Regions from separate parts of the Homo sapiens genome. Here region 2 is linked to region 1. Evidence: read pairs that join two places in POLR2A ChIA-PET (ENCODE). Cell type or tissue: OCI-LY7. All regions are shown on one strand. Each heading gives the region's core, and the rest is flanking DNA. Links, peaks and the distances in the headings are about the cores only. Region 1 overlaps FAM184B (family with sequence similarity 184 member B). Region 2 overlaps FAM184B (family with sequence similarity 184 member B).

The links. ChIA-PET counts read pairs that join two places held together with the same protein. Peaks named below come from ENCODE experiments on the same cell type or tissue, not always from the same donor. Only the 100,000 strongest peaks of a DNase experiment are listed, where the experiment ranks them.
Region 2: POLR2A ChIA-PET joins it to region 1 with 15 read pairs; 3 of 35 experiments call an interaction of 5 or more read pairs at or near these places.

Annotation. Positions count from the first base shown.
Region 1 is chr4:17,662,514-17,667,892 of GRCh38, reverse strand. FAM184B (family with sequence similarity 184 member B) reads left to right here. Exons shown (of 18, transcript NM_015688.2): 8 at 3,234-3,331. Among named protein-coding and RNA genes, the nearest start is that of MED28, 51 kb to the right of the region's middle. In OCI-LY7, for the core only: a CTCF peak has its summit at 2,967; DNase peaks (open chromatin) are centred at 1,862 and 2,892; H3K4me3 peaks cover 1,812 bases; H3K27ac peaks cover 2,760 bases.
Region 2 is chr4:17,738,080-17,743,458 of GRCh38, reverse strand. The region is part of intron 1 of FAM184B (family with sequence similarity 184 member B); the gene reads left to right. Among named protein-coding and RNA genes, the nearest start is that of FAM184B, 41 kb to the left of the region's middle. In OCI-LY7, for the core only: no CTCF peak of the experiment used is centred there; no DNase peak of the experiment used is centred there.

The DNA of each region.
Region 1 (5,379 bases), core at 166-5,165:
GCCCAGCACCTGCCCTGGCCAATAAGGTGAGCGAGTAGATCAATAATGACATGTGAGAGCTGCAACAGCACCAGGTGCCCTGCATTCAAGCATCCAAGCATGCAAGCATAACAAGGAAATGACTGCTGCTTCACTTCCATCTTCTATATTTTATGCAAAGTCACATGGTCCAGAGTATGTAGGGAAGAAAGTCCTGGGAAGTGTAGTTCTGGCTTAGCAGAGTTAACTCAGAACATATCCACCCCAGGGGGAAGATAAGGGCTTAGGGAGAAAAGCTGCGGGAGGCAGAGCAGATGTTTACTCTCTCTCAGGCCATCACTTTGGAGTGCCCCAGGACAGGTCCTCCTGGGCACAGTGGGCAGTGGATTCCCAAGTGCCATCTCCATGATGATTCTCTGGAAGTGGGCATCACATGGTATTCTGCTACATTTAGAGGCAATGCAAATGATTTAAACAGAACGTGAACTTATGAATCATAAAGGCACAAAGGGCTTCTAAAGCAGAACAGGAAAACACTCAAAGTTTGGGTGATGGCTGTCTCCACACGCCACCCTCCAGCCACATGCCCAGGGGATTTTCATGACAATGCAGCAATCCCAGGCCCTTCTCTCCATGGGATGTAAAGTGGGGGAAGAGTGGGTGCTGTGGCTTACACCTGTAATATGAGAACTTTAGGAGGCTGAGGCAGGAGGATCACTTGAGCCCAGGAGTTTGAGACCAGCCTAGGCAACATAGCAAGACCCTGTGCCTACAGGGAATGTAAAAAGTACCCAGGCATGGTGGGTGTATACCTGTAGTCCCAGCTACTCAGGAGGCTGAGGTGGGAGGATCACTTGAGCCTCGGAAGTCGAGGCTCCAGTGAGCCATGATTTTGCAACTGTACTCTACCCTGGGTGACGGAGTGAAATCTTATAAAACAAAACAAAAAACAAAAAAACAAAAAAACAAAAAAAAAAGTGGGTGTAGGGCAAGTATGGGAGAGAGTGGTCCCCCTGCTATCTGGAGTGGCCCGTGACATATTTGTGTTTATTCATTTAGTAATGACTCGCATGTGCCACACACTGTTCTAGGCATCAGGGAAACAGGTGAGCAAAGCCCCTGCCCTCATGGAGCTTACCTTCCAGTAAGGTAAACAGATAATTAAAAAGTGGACAAGTCAACGTTAGGCCGTGATATGTATTGTGAGAAAAACATAGAGCAAGGTGAGGAAAAGAGAGTGAGGGGGGTGAGATTTTAGAGAAGGTGTCCAGGGAACAAAAATCCCAGGGAGTCCAGGCATGGTGACTTGCGTCTGTAATCCCAGCACTTTGGGAGGCGGAGGTGGGCAGATCACCTGAGTTCAGGAGTTCAAGACCAGCTTGGGCAACATGGTGAAACCCCGTCTCTACTAAAAATACCAAAAAAAAAAAAAAAAAAAAAAAAAGAACCAGGCACAGTGGCATGCACCTGCAGTCTCAACTACTTGGGAAACTGAGACAGGAGAATTGCTTGAACTTGGGAGACAGAGGTTGCAGTGAGCTGAAATTGCGCCACTGCACATCAGCCTGGGTGACAGAGTGAGACTCCATCTCAAAAAAAAAAAAAAAAGAATTCCAGGGAATAAACTTGAGTGTTGAGTGTTCCTTAGGTACCTAATACTGTTCTAAGGACTTTACATTGTATCAGCTCATTTAATCCTCATGAAAACCTAAGTAATTTTCCCAAGGTCACATCGTTAATAAGTAAAAGATCTGGCATTTAAACACAGGTCGTCTGGTAGCAGAGCCTAAGCTTTAAGCCAGGGATGAGCTGCTGGTTGCAGTGAGTGAAGTGAGGGAGCAAAGAATGCAAATATCAGAGGGAAGAGGGAACAGCCAGTGCAAAGCCCTGAGCCAGGTGCATGCTTGTTGTTTGGAGGAGTAAAACCAAGAGTTTGGTTCTGCACATGTGGTAGTTTGAGAAGCAGGAGAGGAGGAGGCTTCAGCAGAGAAGACTAAGAAGCAGCAACTGGGGGGCGGGGGGAGGAGAAAGCCCAGGAATGAAGGCTGCACAAAGGAAGGAATCATCAATATTTCCAGTTCTGCTGGGAGTCCCCGTTAGTGCAGACCCAAGAATCGACCATTGGATTTGGCAATGTGGAGGTCTTCATTGGTCTTGACATTGATGGCCTTTTATAGATAATACAGTATGTGGAAAGGCAATAAAAGCAGTTTTGTTCCAGATCAAGGGTGGATGGGAGCCCAAGGCCCTACCCTCCAGCCTCAGCTCTGCCCCTTCCTACCCCTGAGACACCTCCCAGGATCCCTGGAACACAGTTTCACTACAGATATAAGCCAGCCCCTTTGTTTCACAGTTGATGAAACTCAGGTCCAAAAAAGGGAAGAAGCTGGCTCAAGGCCATACAACTAGTTAATGAAAAGCACAGGTTACAATTATCACTATTTCGTGAGACAAATCTGTTCCTACCCTGTCTTATACTGTTTTCATGGACAGTGTGGTTATGACAAATAGAAAAATCAAAATAACAAGGTCTTTTTCACCTGTGTATCTCTGTGGGAAGGAGAGAATGATAACATGAGCAAATTCAACTCAGAAAATATTCAGAAGCCTCATTGTTAACTAATCGTTCCCATATTCTTCTCCCATACCCCATTTCTGGTCATTCAGCAAGTTCCATGTTTTCTGATTCTACATAATGGGACACAGCAGACTACAAACTCTTAAACGGATATAATAGTAACACCATTCACTCACACTTACTGACCACTAGCCATGAGCCAGCATTGTTCTCAGGTCCTCACAACAGCCCCGTGCAGCAGGCTTAACAAGGAAACAAGGACCTCTCTCTGAGGGTTATGCATGGAACCATACCAGGAAGTGGTCAAGAGTTCAGTCCCCAGGGTCCTATTATCCGGTTGCATATTTCATTTCCACTCCTCCCTGATGGTGGCACCCTAGCCAGGTTACTTCCCCTCTTTATGCTTTAGTTTTGTCAGCAGTGTGAAATGCTTCATAGACTGAAAAACAGGATACAGGGCTCAGGGCTGGCATTAATCATAGTAAGCCAGGCACTGTTCTAGTCACGTCATCATCACAAGCCTTGGCATCCCCTGCAAGCAGGGCACCGATAGTGGGTTGCTGGGGGCTCCCTCTTCTCTGCTCTCTGATTTGAATAAGCCACAGGTTGAATCATGAAGCTGTACTTAAGCTCATCTTGCCTTTTTTTTTTTTTTCTTTTTCTTTTTTGGCCTTAGGATCCATGCTTGAAGCTGGATGAAACTTCGCCGAGAGGAGAGGAGTATCAAGATAAGTTAGCAGCTGAAGAAGGAACCAGCAGTGATGAAGAAGAAAGGTACAGGAGGACATGCAGACTTCTGAGTGCTCCATTGAATGAGGACTCAGATGTGGAAGGATTCATCCATTCATTCATTCTATCCTCAAGTATTTATCACTGCTCCTTGCAGCATGCTTGGGGAGGCAACAAGCATATCTTGTATGTCTTCAGCACAGCTATGGGCTTCACATAAACTGTGTTACTTAATTGTTACAACAACCCAGAGAAGCCATTTTTTAGCTTAAGAACCTGGAGCTCAAAGAAGTTAGCAAACCTTTCCAAGATTCAAACTTGCACTGGTCCAAAACCTCTGCCCCTATGTTTCCAAGTGTTCTTTAATTAGGGGGTATAAGGAAGCTTTGTGATCCTGAGGAAATCCCCACCTATACCACCTATGTCAGTCAGCTATTGCTGCTCTAACAAACACCCCCAAATATCAAAGATTTAGCTCATAGATGAGCTACCCTTATGATTGGCTCTATCAGGCTCTGCGGGTATATTAGGTCGTTTCCACACCGCTATAAAGAATCCCCCAAGACTGGGTAATTTATAAAGGAAAGAGGTTTAATTGACTCACAATTCTGCTTGGCTGGGGAGGTCTCAGGAAACTTACAATCATGCCAGAAGGGGAAGCAGGCATATCTTACATGGCGGCAGGTGAGAGAAAAGTGTGTAGAAGGAAATGACAAACACTTATAAAACCATCAGATTTCATGAAAACTCACTCACTATCACAAGAACAGCATGGGGGAAACGGCCCCCATGATCCAATCACCTCCCACAAAGTCCCACCCTCAACACGTGGGGATTATGGGGATTACAACTCAAGATGAGATTTGGGTGGGGGCAAAAAACCTAACCATATCAGCAGGACTTACATGAGCTTGACTCCTGGGTGAGGGTCAGGTGTTATTGCTCTGTCACAAACTACAGTTTGTGTGTGTGTGTGTGTGTGTGTGTGTGTTGTGAATGGGATTGTGTTCCTGATTTGGCTCTCAGCTTGAATGTTGCTGGTGTATAGGAATGTTAGTGATTTTTGCACATCAATTTTGTATCTTGAGACTTTGCTGAAGTTGTTTATCAGCATAAGGAGATTTTGGGCATAGAAAACTATGGGTTTTCTAGATATAGGATCATGTCATCTGCAAATAGGGATAGTTTGACTTCCTTTCTTCCTATTTGGATCCCCTTTATTTCTTTCTCTTGCCTGATTACCGTGGCCAGAACTTCCAATACTATGTTGAACAGGAGTGAGAGAGGGCATCTTTGTCATGTGCTGCAAACCTATTTTTTAAATGGACAAAATACTCAAACAAGCACTTCCCTAAAAAAGATATATGTGAGGCCGGGCATGGTGGCTCATGTCTGTAATCTTAGCACTTTAGAAGGCCAAGGCTGGTGGACTGCTTGAGCCCAAGAGTTCAAGACCAGCTTGGGCAACATGGCAAAACCCTGTCTCTACAAAAAAATACAAAAATTAGCTGAGCGTGGTGGCACATGCCTGTAGTCCCAGCTACTCAAGAGGCTGAGGTCGGAGGATTGCTTGAGCCTGGAAGGTTGAGGCAGCAGCAAGCCGTGGTCACACCACTGTACTCCAGCCTGGACAACAGAGCAAGACCCTGTCCCAAAAAAAGAAAAACAAAAATATGTGAGTGGCTCATATGCACATGGACATGTGGTTAACATCATTAGTCATCAGGAAATGCAACTTACCACCACAGTGAGACACCATTTCCCACCCACTGGAATGGCTAAAATTAAGAAGTCTGACAACACAAAATGTTAGCAACAATCCAGGGCAACTGAAACTCTCATACATTGCTGGTAGGGTCTAAAATGGTAAATCACTTTAGAAAACTATTTGATTGTTTCTTGAAACATTAAGCACATACCTACCAGCAGTTCCACTTTTAGGTATTTAAGTAAAAGAAACGAAAAACATTGCCGGGCACAGTGGCTCACGCCAGTAATCCCAGCACTTTGGGAGGCCGAGGCCGGTGGATCACCTGAGGACAGGAGTTCAAGACCAGCCTGGCCAACATGGTGAAACTTCATCGCTACTAAAA
Region 2 (5,379 bases), core at 175-5,174, 76 kb before region 1:
GACTAGTCTCCCTGCTTCCACCTGCTCTCAACGCAGCAGCCAGAGTGAACTTTATAACAGGTGAATCAGCTTTGGCACCCTGTTCAAAACTCTCCAGGTCTTCTCATTTCATGAGGAGTGAATCTAAATTCTTCGGTGGCTGACAGATGCCTCCACCACTGGTGCCATCCCTCTTTCCACGAGCTCTCTCCCCACCCCCATCCCAGCCACTCTGGCCTGGTGGATCCATCAACCCACATAGATACTTACACCTCTCATACTTTGCTATTTTTTTGGTGAGGGTGGACAGGGTCTCGATGAGACAGGATAGTTCTCTTGACCTCCTTTGTGGGCAGGAACTGGAGTGGCCCGTTTCACTCAGCCAGCTGCTGGCCACTCCTCACAGGAGGAAGCATGCAAGACAGTAAGTGCGGGAACTGGAGTAAATGGATGCTGGAATGGCCGGCCACTCCTCTCTGGCAGGAGCAAGCTCTGTGGGGCTCCACAGCAGCTCCAAGCATGTATAACCAATGCTTTTTCAGCTCTGCTGTCCAGGGATGGTCAAGTGCCAACCAGCTCAGTGGAGGGTCAGAGTGGCAGCCCCTGTCCTCTTGGCACCCAGGTTCTTGCCCTCTTGGCACCTGGGTTCTTGTCTGGTGTCCAGGAAGAATCAGGTCACATGAACTGTTTGAAAGGTGATGCATGTGGAAGACTTTATTGAGTGATGTGTAGCCCTCAGCAGAAAGGGAGGCTGCCAACGGGATGGGAAGGTGATCTTTCCCTGAAGCCGCACTGTCTGAAGTTAGCTGCATCTATCCACAGTCTTTGATGCTCAGTTGCTTCTCTGCTCGCGGCTCAGCTGCTTGTAACCTCAATGCTCAGCTGCCTGTGTTGCTCTATCAGCTGAAATCTTTTATAGGCACAGGATAGGGGCAGGGCGAGGCAGGCCAAAAAGGCAACATTTGCGCAGAAAAATGGGGTCAGCCGTTTTCACTCAGGCCTGTGGTTCCAGGCTTAAGGGTGGGGTTTAGCTGGGACCCCAGCCCTTCTGTTATCATTGCTCTGTCACTCAGGTTGGAGTGCAGTGGTGTGATCATGGATCCCTGCAGCCTCAACCTCCTGAGCTCAAGCAATCCTCTCACCTCAGCCTCCTGGCTGATTTTTTAAATTTTTTGTAGAGATGGGGGTCTTGCTGTGTTGCCCAGGCTGGTCTCAAACTCCTGACTTCAAGCGATCCTCTTGTCTTGGCCTCCCAAAGTGCTGCGATTACAGACATGAACCACCTTGGCCAGCCTCTTTAAAAAAAAAAAATATATATATATATATATATATATATATATATTCATATGTATATGTATATGTATATTTTATTGTAGTGAGAACACTTAACATGAGAGCTACCCTCTTGGTAAATTTTTAAGTGTCCAATATATTATTGCTGACTGTAGGTACAATGTGGTACAGCAGATCTCTAGCAGTTAATTATGTTTGTTGGCTGAAACTTCTATTGATTAGCAACTCTTATTGTAACTGTTAGTAACTTCTATTGATAGTAAACCTATTGATTAGAAACTCCCCATCTCCCACTTGCCCCAACCACTGGTAACCACCATTCCACTCTTTAATTATATAAACACACTATTTTAGATACTTCATAGAAGTGACATAATGTGGTCTTTGTCTTTCTGTGAGTGGGCTATTTAACCCAGGAGAGTGTCCTCCGGGTTTATGTCCATGTCAGTCCATATTGCCTAGGACTTTACGTTTTCTTGTTTTGTTTTGTTTTTGAGATGGAGTCTTGCTCTGTTGCCCAGGCTGGAGTGCAGTGGTGCAATCTCGGCTCACTGCAACTTCCGCCTCCTGGGTTAATCGATTCTTGTGTCTCAGCCTCCCGAGTAGCTGGGATTACAGGCATGCGCCACCACGCCCAGCTACTTTTTGTATTTTTAGTAGAGATGGGGTTTCATCATGTTGGCCAGGCTGGTCTCAAACTCCTGACCTCAGGTGATCCACCTGCCTCGGCCTCCCAAAGTGCTGAGATTACAGGCGTGAGCCACCACGCCCGGCCAGGACTTTGCTCTTGAACCCTGGGCAGGACTGCGCTTTCCTGTGATACCTTATTGCTTACTCTTTCATTTTTGTCAAATCTTCACTCGCATGTCACTTTCTCAGTGAAGCCTTTCTTGACCACCTTGTCTAAAATTGTAACTCCATCCCCCAATATCCCTTCCTTGCTTTATTCTTTCTTTGAGCACATATCACTAACAAATTGTTTATTCTACTCATTTAATATGTTTGTCAGATCCTCCCACTAGAATGTTAGCTTGATGCCCACAAGAACCCAGGTGTGTTTAAAGCACATCGTATTCCTAATACCAAGAACAGTGCCTGGCACGTGGCAGGCACTCAATAAATATTTGCTAAATGATTGAACAAAAGAGAGATGTGCGCATAAGCAGAAATATATTCCATTTCCTAAGGGTAACTGCTTTCTCCTTACTAAGAAACTGGGGGTGGGTATTTTTTTTAAGAAAAGTAATGAGTTGGCTATTCATTCCCCTTGGCTACAACAGTCCAGGACAAAGAGACGGCAAGGTTATGCAGCTTGCTTTGCAAGCAGAGCCGACAGTGAAACCTGTTGTGATGGAAAAAGAAAGACACCACATAAAACATAAGTCTCCCATGAGGCTTTATGATACAAAGCACTTGGGGGCCTGGAGGTTGGCTTCTGATGATGGTTAGCTTTTATAAATATTAGATAAGTATAATCCCAAAACCAATCAATCATCTCTCCCAGCCAGCTTCCAACTGGGCAACTGCCACTCTTCCTTTTCTGTCTGTTGTGACCTGAACGGTGAGGCCCACCTGACAGCAGCTCTCTTCCAAGGGCAAGATTATGTATTTTATTTCAAGAAATGAAGAGTATAAACAGTGGCTCAACTAGGTCTTAAAAGCTATAGTGAAACATCCCTAGCTTTCCCCAAAGTACTTCCTGAATTACGAATATCTACATATGTTTGCTATATGTATGCAAAATATTTATTTTACATTGTTGTTGTGGTGTGAACCATTTAACATACACCCATTTGCTTATGACTCCACAGACTTTTTTTTTTTTTTTTTTTTTTGAGACAGGGTCTTACTCTGTCGCCCAGGCTGGAGTGCAGTAGCGTGATCTCAGCTCACTGCAACCTCTGCCTCCCCAGTTCAAGCAATTCTTGTGCCTCAGTCTCCCAAGTAGCTGGAATTACAGGCGCCCGCTACCACACCCAGCTAATTTTTGTATTTTTAGTAGAGACGCGGCTTTGCTATATTGGCCAGGCTGGTCTCCAACTCCTGGCCTCCTGCGATCCGCCCACCTCAGCCTCCCAAAGTGCTAGAATTATAGGCGTGAACCATGACGCCCAGCTGCCAGACATTTTTTTATGAGTGCCTGTTTTGTGCCAGACACTATGCAAGGTGCGGAAGATGCAAAAGTGAACAAGGAGGGACTTTTTATTACTTAGGGTTAGGTTTAACGTTTAACAGAAAATCCAAAATAATAGCAATTTGAACAAATTAGAAGTGCATTCGCCTCTTAGATAAAAGAAGTCCAGATGTAGACAGTTAAAAGTTGGTATGACAGGGTGGGTGCAGTGGCTTGAGCCTGTAATCCCAGCACCTTGCAAGGCTGAGGCAGGTGGGTCACTTGAGGTCAGGAGTTCGAGACCAGCCTGGCCAACATGGTGGAACCCCCATCTCTACTAAAAATACAAAAATTAGTTGAACATCATGGCGGGTGCCTGTAGTCCCAGCTAGTCAGGACGCTGAGGCAGGAGAATCACTTGAACCTGGGAGGCAGAGGTTGCCGGTGAGCCAAGATGGCGCCACTGCACTCCAGCCTGGGAGACACAGTGAAACCCCATCTCAAAAAAAAAAAAAAAACAGTTGGTATGACATATGGTGTAGGGAGCCAGCCAGGCTCTTGTTATTCTTCTGCTCTGCCATGCTGCCCTGGCTTAGAACTCTTCACCCAGATTCTGCCTGGCTAACGTCGCCTCTCCCAGGAACCTCGAATAATGAACACCTGTGGAGATGTTGTGTAGGTGTCACAAGCGGAAGTTTTCTACTCTGGACAGAGGCGGGAACAGCAGAGGCAGATTCTGATGTCCACTGTGGGACAGTTGTACTGGGGACAAGACTTGAGATTCCTCTGCCTGGAAGGGGATCCGCCATGGTGGCTGAGGAGGGGAGGTCAGACTGGGGAAGGAGCCTGCCAGGAATCAACACAGAGAAGAAGCTGTCCAGAATCAAATCCACCTTGTGGGTCAAGTGAGGTGAATACATGAATCCTAATTCTATGCAGGAAAGTCAAGCTGCTATCTTCATTCAGAGGATGGTGCCTTGCAGGCACAGGGTGTGTTAATTCATTTTTTACTTCTATAAAGGAATATCTGAGACTAGGTAATTTATAAAGAAAAAAGGTTTATTTGGCTCATGATTCTGCTGGATGGAAGACTGGGCATCTGGTAAAAGCCTCAGGCTGCTTCTACTCATGGTGGAGGCTGAGGGGAGCTGGCGTGTGCAGAGATCACATGGCGAGAGAGGAAACGAGTGAGAAGGGAGGGGCTGATGCTTTTTAACAAGGACCCATCACAGAAACTATAATAATAGAGTGAAAACTCACTGTGCCCGCCACCTGGGGTATTAATCCATTCATAAGTGAGCCACTCCCATGACCCAAACACCCCCATTAGGCCCCACCTCCAACACTGGGGTCAAATTTCAACATGAGATTTGGAGGGGACAAGCATCCAAACTATAGCACAGGACTATCTGTTGCAGTAGAAAGAACTAAGATTTTTTTTTACAGTCAGACAGATTTGGGTTCATGGCCCAGTTCTCTCATTAGCTGTGTGGCAAATTATTGGTCCTCCTTGTTCTCCAAAGAAAAAAGGAGGATAATGACATTATACTTATGAATATTACTGTTTTTATCATCCTTCAATGAGATGCTATTAAGTGCCTACATTGTATGTAGGCACCATTCCTGGCATAAACATTCAAAATGTTTATTCTGATGATAATGATGATGATACATAATCTGGATATTTGTTGCTGTTAGGCAGATATCTTTAACTCTCTCTCCAACTCATATCTCTGCATTGATCTGCTTGGCAGGGTCACCCTTTCCTACTAACAGGAAGCTTTTTCCATGTGATGGAGAGCAGGGCCACTGGTCACTCTGAATTCATACCCTTCCAACCCTCAGACCTAACAAGCAAGAGAGAAATTCTCTCCCATCCCAATGAATAAATTCCCAAGAAGGACTGCTTGGCTTGGCTTGAGTCACATGCCCATCCTATGCCAATCACTTTGGTCAGAGGGATGGAGTTCTATCATCAGCCCAGTCTTAGATAC